Linked DNA regions of Homo sapiens: region 2 is linked to region 1. The links are chromatin contacts, found by Hi-C or POLR2A ChIA-PET in ENCODE. All regions are on one chromosome and are shown on one strand. Each heading gives the region's core, a stretch centred on a gene start or an enhancer-like site at or near the end of the contact. The rest is flanking DNA. Distances are from core to core; before and after follow the strand shown. Region 1 holds the start of STX1A (syntaxin 1A). Region 2 has its middle 19 kb from the start of CLDN4.

The links. Hi-C counts contacts between places; a loop is a spot of excess contacts on that map. ChIA-PET counts read pairs that join two places held with the same protein, here RNA polymerase II (POLR2A). Pooled maps may share reads with other maps.
Region 2: a pooled map shows a loop between it and region 1 (2.1-fold over the local background). The contact joins the enhancer-like site here to the promoter of STX1A in region 1. A Hi-C loop is called at or near these places in 1 of 50 pooled maps. POLR2A ChIA-PET finds 5 or more read pairs at or near these places in 5 of 52 experiments (Caco-2, HCT116, K562 and 2 more).

Annotation. Positions count from the first base shown.
Region 1 is chr7:73,717,339-73,721,572 of GRCh38, forward strand. STX1A (syntaxin 1A) reads right to left here and starts at 2,331. Exons shown (of 10, transcript NM_004603.4): 1 at 2,264-2,331. The coding sequence starts at 2,293. RefSeq lists silencers at 1,727-1,806, 1,917-1,976, 1,987-2,186, 2,247-2,446.
Region 2 is chr7:73,809,963-73,814,196 of GRCh38, forward strand. No RefSeq gene overlaps it. Among named protein-coding and RNA genes, the nearest start is that of CLDN4, 19 kb to the right of the region's middle. RefSeq lists a silencer at 1,925-2,034. Within about 2 kb of position 1,923, at least 2 of the 41 ENCODE cell types and tissues checked have a DNase peak (open chromatin) inside an H3K27ac peak, as active enhancers do; they include HCT116, where a contact is called at or near this core.

The DNA of each region.
Region 1 (4,234 bases), core at 1,081-3,580:
GTGCTGGCCTCTTCCTTTCTGGGGATTCTGGGCTGAAAATTCTGACTCCTGGGGCTTCAGGCCTCCTACAAATGTGGAGCTGGAGTCAGGAGACCTGTAGCCCTGCTTCTCGTCCCGAGAAACTGAATTCTAGGCTTTCCCATCCCCACTTCACAGATGGGAACCCTAGGTCCAGAGGGAAAGCAGCCTGTGGGAACAGTGGCCCCACCAAGACTGACTGTCTCACCCCACCCCGGGTGGGCTCCTGCCTGCCAGCCGTCCACCTGTCTGCTAGAAAGCCCTCCCTGGGCAGGGCCACCCAGCAATGGGTACAGCCTCCCTGGGCTCTGAATGCCTTGTGTGGGGAGGGTGGGGGTGTCTGGAGCGGAAGCCTCAGACCATTCAAAGCAAAGCCTGGCTTCACCATCTAATCAGGGGGCGAGGAGGTAGTAACAGAGACAGACATCAGAGCAAAAAGATCTGGGTTCAAACGCTTCACAACCCCAGCTCCACTGGCTGTCCCCCAGTGTCAGCCAGGCCTGAGTCTGACTATCTTCAGGGATGAGGCAAAGCCCTTTTCTACCACCCCTCCCTCTAGCAGGCAAGCCGTGTTTCTTTTGTGCCTCAGTTTCCCCTTCAGCTAGGGGGATGAAGGCTGACATGCCAGAGGCTATTATCCTATGTAGGGGCCCATGGTTCCCCTGACCACTTGGTTCCCACACACACCCTCAGGTAACCTACCAGGCGCCTAAACATCAGCACATTACACCACACAGCCATCCGTCACCAGGAAAACACTCATTCTGACTCAACGGAGCTCAGGAAACTTGAGGGCAACCACAGGGGCCGCGGGGGAAGTGTTTAGAGCCCATATGCGACTTGAGGGACCATCTTCTTCCTTTGAAACCTCATGGGGTTTACACCAGGGGCTGGGCGCTCGGCCAGGAATAACAGGTCTGGAGGCAAAGTGGAGGCCGTGGTGCCAGAGCAAGTGGGGGACATGAAGGCAGGGGAGCCCAGGTCCCGGCTCCAGGATGCCCAGGAGGCAACCATGACATAATGGGGCAGACAGGCTCCAACTCAGGGAGCCTCTGGGTGGAGAAGACAAGCCGTGGGGTCAAATGCCCAAAGGACACTTGACATTTTCCATAGGAGGGGACCTTAGGGTTCTAGTTCCTAGCCCAGGGAGCGGGGTGGGGGGTGCTCCCAGGGATCAGCAGGCAGGGCTGCCAGCCAGGTGGCCAGCCAGGGGACCAGATGACCAGATGAGACTCAATCTAGTCTTGAGCCTTGATCCACCCCCCCTCCCCGACACACCCAGAGAGGCTTCATTTCCGTCGCTGTCCTCCACTCCCGGTCACCATCCTCCTGGGCTCCTCATCCCTAAGGGCAGAGGCCAGGGGAAGGGGACCCACGCAGGCTGCAGGGGTCTCTGGGCTGGGAGAAGGTGGGCTCTGACTCAGAACGTTTGTGCATCCTCCTACTCCCCCCAAACCCCGCCCCAGGAGCCACACCCCAGGGGTTTCCCAGATACAGGTAGAAAAATAGATCCAAGTCGCAAGGAACCCTGAAGGGTCTGGAAACGCCAGCCAGTGCTGCCCGAAAGCCCGAAGGTGGATAGGTGGACCGGGGGCGGGTGTGACGCCCCCCCCCCCATACCTGGGGCGGGCAGTGGATCCCTACTGCGACCAAGCAGAGGGGGAGCCACAGGTGATGGGAGCCACAGGTGACCAGGGTGGCCCGAGGAGGCCGCCACCACCCGACGATCAGGTTTCCGCAGCGCGCCCCGCAGCGGGGCCCCGCGCAGGGGACCGGCACCGGCCCACCGCGGTCCCCTCGTCTGTCTACACCAAGGAGGTTCCCACCGCGGTCCCCTCGTCTGTCTACACCGAGGGGGCACGGGAGGTCAGAGATGAGGGGCAGTGAGGGGGCCAGAGAAAGGGCCTGCTCTGCGGGAGGGGGAAGAGGTCCCGCCACCAAAACCCCATCATACCCTCCGAACCCCCCAAATCAAGAGGGCCCCGAAAAGTTTATCCAGGACCCCGGACTCCAGCCGACCGTCCACGTGTCAGCGCGGCCGAGCTCACGCGAGCCTGACCCCGAGTGGGTCCGAGGGGCGGAACCCGGAGGGGGGTCGAGGTCCCTGGCTCGCCCCGCTCCCTTCAGCCCTGGCTGGGGGCGCAGGAGCGGCCACCATCCTGGCCGCGGGAGCCGGGCGGGAAGTGTCCGGCGCGTTGGCGCTGGCGGCGGGCGGCGGGCGGCCGCGCGCTGGGGCCGGACTCACCGTGCGGAGCTCCTGGGTTCGGTCCTTCATGCTCCCGGGAGTGGCAGCGGCGCCGGCTGCAGCCGTGTGAGCCCCGCATGCGCGACGGCCGCCCCGCGGCTGCGCAGCGCCAGCCCGGCCCCGCCCCGGCCCCCGGGACCCCGGCCCCGCCCCACCCCGCCCGGGCCCCGCCCAGACCCCGCCCAGACCCCGCCCCACCCCGCACGAGCAGCCCCGTGGGGATCGAAGCCCTGGGGTCTCGTCCTGGACGTTCCGCACGCGTGATCGCTCCCGGGGATGGGTCCCCAGAGACCCTGCTGCCTCCTCTGCCCCAGCCCTGTCTCGTTTTTTATTTATTATTTTTGGAGACAGGGTCTCGCTCTGTCGCCCAGGCTGGAGTGCTGTGGTGCAATCATAGCTCACTGCAGCCTTGAGCTCCTGAGCTCAGGCAATCCTCCCGCCTCAGTCTCCTGGGTGGCTGGGACTAGAGTTGCTCGCCACTACTCCTGAATAATTTTCAAATATTTTGTAGAGACAGGGTCTTGCTATGTTACTCAGGCTGGTCTTGAACTCCTGTCCTCAAGCGATCCTCCCTCCTCCCAAAGCTCTGCGATTACAGGCGTGAGCCACCGTGCCTGGCTTCCAGCCTCTTCCCGACTTAGCAGCTCAGCATCCCTGTCCCAGAATCCGGTCCTCATCCTCAGATCCCTTCACTTCCCCAGAATTTGCTGAAGGTTGTAACTCCCTCCTTCATTTCATTACCTTGGGACCTCCTGCTCTCCCTTCTGTTCCCCAGCCAAAAACCTCCTGGAGAGTTCCAGTCTGGGAGCCTCCACCCTTCCCCCTTGCTCCCATCATCCAGTAGGGACTCAGGCACTGGCCTCTTCTTTCCCTAGGATTTCTCAGTTCACAGCTCTGATGCTGCGTGACCCACCCCTTTTTCCTGCAGGATGAAGGAACTCCTCTATCTTTTTATGTTTGTTTGTTTGTTTGATTATTTATTTATGAGATGGAGTTTCACTCTTGTCGCCCAGGCTGGAGTGCAGTGGCGCTATCTCAGCTCTGCCTCCTGGGTTCAAGCGAGTCTCCTGCCTCATCCTCCCAAGTAGCTGGGATTACAGGTGCCCACCACCACGCCCGGCTAATTTTTTGTATTTTTTAGTAGAGACAGGGTTTCACCATGTTGAGCAGGCTGGTCTCAAACTCTTGACCTCTTGATTCTCCCGCCTCGGCCTCCCAAAGTGCTGGGCTTATAGGCGTGAGCCACCGTGCCCGGCCTATTTTTTTTTTTTTTTTTTGAGACGGAGTCTCACTCTGTTGCCCAGTCTGGAGTGCAGTAGCACGATCTTGGCTCACTGCAACCTCCACCTCCCGAGTTCAAGCAATTCTCCTGCCTCAGCCTCCCAAGTAGCTTGAGATTACAGGCACCCACAACCACGCCTGGCTAATTTTTTTGTATTTTTAGTAGAGAAGGGGTTTCACCATGTTGTCCAGGCTGGTTTCGAACTCCTGACCTCAAGTGATCTGCCTGCCTCAGCCTCCCAAAGTGCTGGGATTACAGGTGTGAGCCACTGCACCCAGCCAGGAACTACTCTATCTTTGGGAAAGAGATTTGAGTTATGGCCCCCCTCTCCTCCTTTCCCTGCATCCCCAATCCTGAACTCTGGCTCTAGGCCTGAGGTTCTATTTTCTCTTTTTTCGTTTTTGTAAAGACGGGGTCTCCTCATGTTGCCCAGGCTGGTCTCAAAGTCCTAGCCTCAAGCGATCCTCCTGGCTTGGGCTTCCAAAGCACTGGGATTACACTTGGCCAATGTAGGTTCTATTTTCTATCTAGAAGCCTGGGGCCTGGCTTCCTCTAGGACTCATGGGAAAACCTGTGGAGGAGTGGGAGTGGGGAGGCCAGTCAACAGCAGATGTTCTTTTGAAGGTCCCTGCCAGCATCTTGTTGCAACAGTGGTCTCGCACACACCCCCATAAGCCCGCTGTGCCCTC
Region 2 (4,234 bases), core at 673-3,172, 92 kb after region 1:
GGACCCAGCTCCAGCTAAGGCCAGAAACCAGAGCCCACCCTTGGGGGCTGTTCTGTTCCTGGTCTCATCTGGTTTATACATATATATATATACACATACATATATATATATATACACACACACATACACATACATATATATATATACACACATACACACATATATATATATATATATACACACACACATACATATATATATATATATATATATTTTTTTTTTGACACAGTGTCGAGCTCTGTCGCCCAGGTTGGGGTGCAGTGGCATAATCTTGGCTTAGTTCAACCTCTGCCTCCCAGGTTCAAGTGATTCTCCTGCCTCAGCCTCCTGAGTAGCTGGGACTACAGGCATGCACCACCATGCCCTGGCTAATTTTTGTATTTTTAACAGAGATGGGTTTTCACCATTTTGGCCAGGCTGGTCTCGAACTCCTGACCTCAAGTGATCCGCCCACCTTGGCCTCCCAAAGTTCTGGGATTACAGGCATTAGCCACCGCGCCTGGCCACATCTGGTTTATATCTTAAGCCCCTCTGCCCACCAGGAGCCCCTTCCCCTGCAGGACTATGCCCCAGGCCCCCTCCACTCCCAGACTCCCCTCTGTAAGCTCCCCTTTCTTCCCTGAGCCCCATTCCTCTCCAAGAGCCCCCTCCCCTATCTGAAGCTCCTCTTCTCCTGGAGACCCTTCCCCTCCCAGTTCCCCCGCACCCCCTCCCTCCACTGCCCCTCCCTCTTAAAGTCCCCTACCCTTCTGTCCTGTCACTTCCCTGCCCTCTCGCTCCCTGGGGTGGGAGGGCCTGGCTTGGCGAGGCGGCTAAGAGAGGGGAAGGGGCTCAGGGTGGGGGCAGGGCATGTCTGGGGTCTGCCAGCTTGTCTTGGCCTGGCTGGCTCTCTATTCCATTATGAACATGTGGCTGGGGTTTCTGCCATCCTCCCAGGCCCTGGTGGGGTGGTTGGGGCTGAGAGGGTGATGGGGAGGGGAGGAGGAAGGGGCCGCAATGCCAATCACATCACCCCAGGGGCTCAGAACAGCTCCCGCCTCTCCTCCTCCTCCCCTTCTTTCTCGCCCCCACCCCCCTCCCCACCTTCCAGAGCCCATTAGCCCAGGGCTGCAGTGACACCTGCCTCCACTGGGGATCCTCCCCTACTCCTGGGGCCATAGCTGCTCCCCCAAGGGTGGGTTACCCTCTTGCCTTTTGACCTTCCCAGGGACCTGGCAGTCCTGCCCCTGGGTGGCCACCTCTTCAGCCTCTCCCAGAGCCTTGGCCACACTTGCTGTGCCGTCCGCAAACACCCAAGGGGGCACCGTGCCCAGTCCAGGAATCAGGCAGCCATCACCTTCCCAGCCAGACCCTGGGAAGGATAGACCCACAGCCTTAGCCATATACAGAGCACTGGGCAACTTTTACTTTTCACCATGATGAGCAACTTGTCAAAAGAATTTGCAAACAGACAGGTGCGGTGGCTCCCGCCTGGGATTATAGGAGGCTGAGGCGAGGGGATCACCTGAGATCAGAAGTTCCAGACCAGCCTGGCCAACATGGTGAAACCCCATCTCTACTAAAAATACAAAAATTAGCCAGGTGTGGTGGCGTGTGCCTGTAATCCCAGCTACTCGGGAGGCTGAGGCAGGAGAATCACTTGCACCCAGGAGGCAGAGGCTGCAGTGAACTGAGAGCTTGCCACTGCACTCCAGCCTGGATGACAGAGCAAGACTCCGTCTCATTAAAAAAAAGAAGAAGAATTTCCAAATCCTACCTCTGGCTCACCATTAAAACAGCCAATTTGGGGGTGTTTGGGGCAGCCGGTTACAATTCTCCCTCTCTACCCCTCCACCTGCCACTAGCACAGGTGCGATTTTCAAAATTCCCATCAACGGGTGTGGGACACCCTGGATGCTGCAGTTCCCACAAGCAAACAGGCGAGGGCGACTCTAGGGAGAGTCACCGCGGCCGTGGGCTGGCCCAGCCTTGAGGAGAGCATTGACACACAGCGTTTGCCAGAACCATGGCCAGGGACGCTGCCTACTTGCTGGAGGTCCCTGCTCCTTCTGGACAGGGATTTATGGTTGGGTGCATTGCTTAGAATAGGAATTAGCTACCATTTGACTGACTTTTTGGTTTTTTGCTTTTTTCCCCATCTACGTCAAGTTCACTGACTTCATTATCTCTATTCTACTTTTGAGCTCATTCAAGGTTTTGTTGTATTATTATTATTATTTTAGAGGGAATCTCACTCTGTCGTCCAGGCTGGAGTGCAGTGGTGCGACCTCAGCTCACTGCAACCTCTGCCTCCCTGGTTCAAGCGATTCTCCTGCTTCAGCCTCCTGAGTAGCTGGGATTACAGGCACCCACCACCACGCCCGGCTAATTTTTGTATTTTTAGTAGAGACGAGGTTTCACCATGTTGGCTAGGCTGATCTTGAACTCCTAACGTCAGGTGATCCACCTGCCTTGGCCTCCAAAGTGCTGGGATTACAGACTTGAGCCACCGTGCCCAGCCTGGCTTTGTTTTATCATTGCGGTTATTATATTGTTCAGTTCTAAACTTTATTTAAATTTTTTTATTTTCATTTATTTATTTATTTTTTATACAGGGTCTTGTTCTGTCACCCAGGCTGGAATGCAGTGGTGCAGTCATGGCTCACTGCAGCCTCCTTCTGGGCTCAAACAATCCTCCCATCTCAGCTTCCCGAGTAGCTGGGACCACAGGCACAAGCCACCATGCCTGGCTAATTTTTAATTTTTTTGTAGATATGGGGTCTTGCTTTGTCACCCAGGCAGGTCTTGAACTGCTGGACTCAAGAGATCTTCCTGCCTTTGCCTCCCAAAGTGCTAGAATTACAGACATGTAAAATTTCTGTTTGGGGCTGGGTGCAGTGGCTCATGCCTGTAGTCCCAGCACTTTGGGAGGCCGAGGCGGGAGGATCTCTTGAGACCAGGAGTTTGAGACCAGCCTGGGCAACATAGCGAGACCTCATTTCTACAAAAAAATAAAATATTGACAGTGTGGTGGCTCATGTCTGTAGTCTTGGCTACTCTGGAGGCTGACGTGAGAGGATCACTTGAACCTGGGAGGTCGAGGCTGTAGTGAACTATGATCATGCCACTGTACTCCAGCCTGGGTGACAGAGGGAGACCCTGTCTCAAAAGAAAACAAAAAATTGTTTGGCTCTTCTTTACATCTTCTCTTCTTTGCAAAGACTTTCTATATTTCCATTGATTTCAAGAGTGTTGGCCTTTCTTGCAACATTTTGATAATAATTGCTTTAAAGTCTTGATCTGATATTTCCAATGTTTTGTCATCTCAACATTGACCACTGTTGATAGTCTTTTCTCCTGTGAGTTGAAATTCTCCCGGCTCTTTGTATGCTGAGTAATTTTGGAGTGTCTCCAAGATATTTTAAATATTAGGATATAGGAATCTGGATCTTTATACAATTCTATGGAGAATGTTGATATTTTTGTTTTAGCAGGCTGTGGTTTTTTTTTTTTTTTTTTTTTTTGGACATGCTGGACCTAGGAACCCTGAATTTCCACTACCTTGCTGTGTCTCCACACCCTTATCACAGCCCTGCGTCATCTCAGGCAGCTCTGACCACCTCCTGAATGTCCATGGCCTGACCAGAAGCCCTTGGAGAACTGCCCTATGGGTTTCTGAGTTCCTCCCTAGCATAAGTGAGTTTGGGGCTCAGTAATGTCTTGGAAACAAACTTGGGTAGACTTGATGCTTGTTATGGTTACACACCCTGGTTACACATTATGCTAAGTGAAAGAAACCAGACACAAAGCCTCTATAATATGTGATTATTGATTCCATGATTCTGGACATTTCATAGACCTATGATTCCATGCCTACTTTGAAATGTCCAGAATAGGCAAATCCATCATGACAGAAAGATTAATCACTTAGGGATATATGAAATATATGGAATAGGGATAAAGGGTTTGGAATTTCTCTTTTTGTTAAGAAACAGGGGCTTACTCTGTCACCCAGGCTGGAGTGCAGTGGCCCAGTCATGGCTCACTGCAGCTTCAAGCTTCTGGGCTTGGGCCAGGCACGGTGGCTCATGCCTGTAATCCCAGCACTTTGGGAGGCTGAGGCAGGTGGATCACCTGAGGTCAGGGGTTCGAGACCAGCCTGGCCAACATGGTGAAACCTTGTCTCTACTAAACATACAAAAATTAGCTGGGCTTGGTGGCATGTGCCTGTAATCCCAGCTACTTGGGAGGTTGA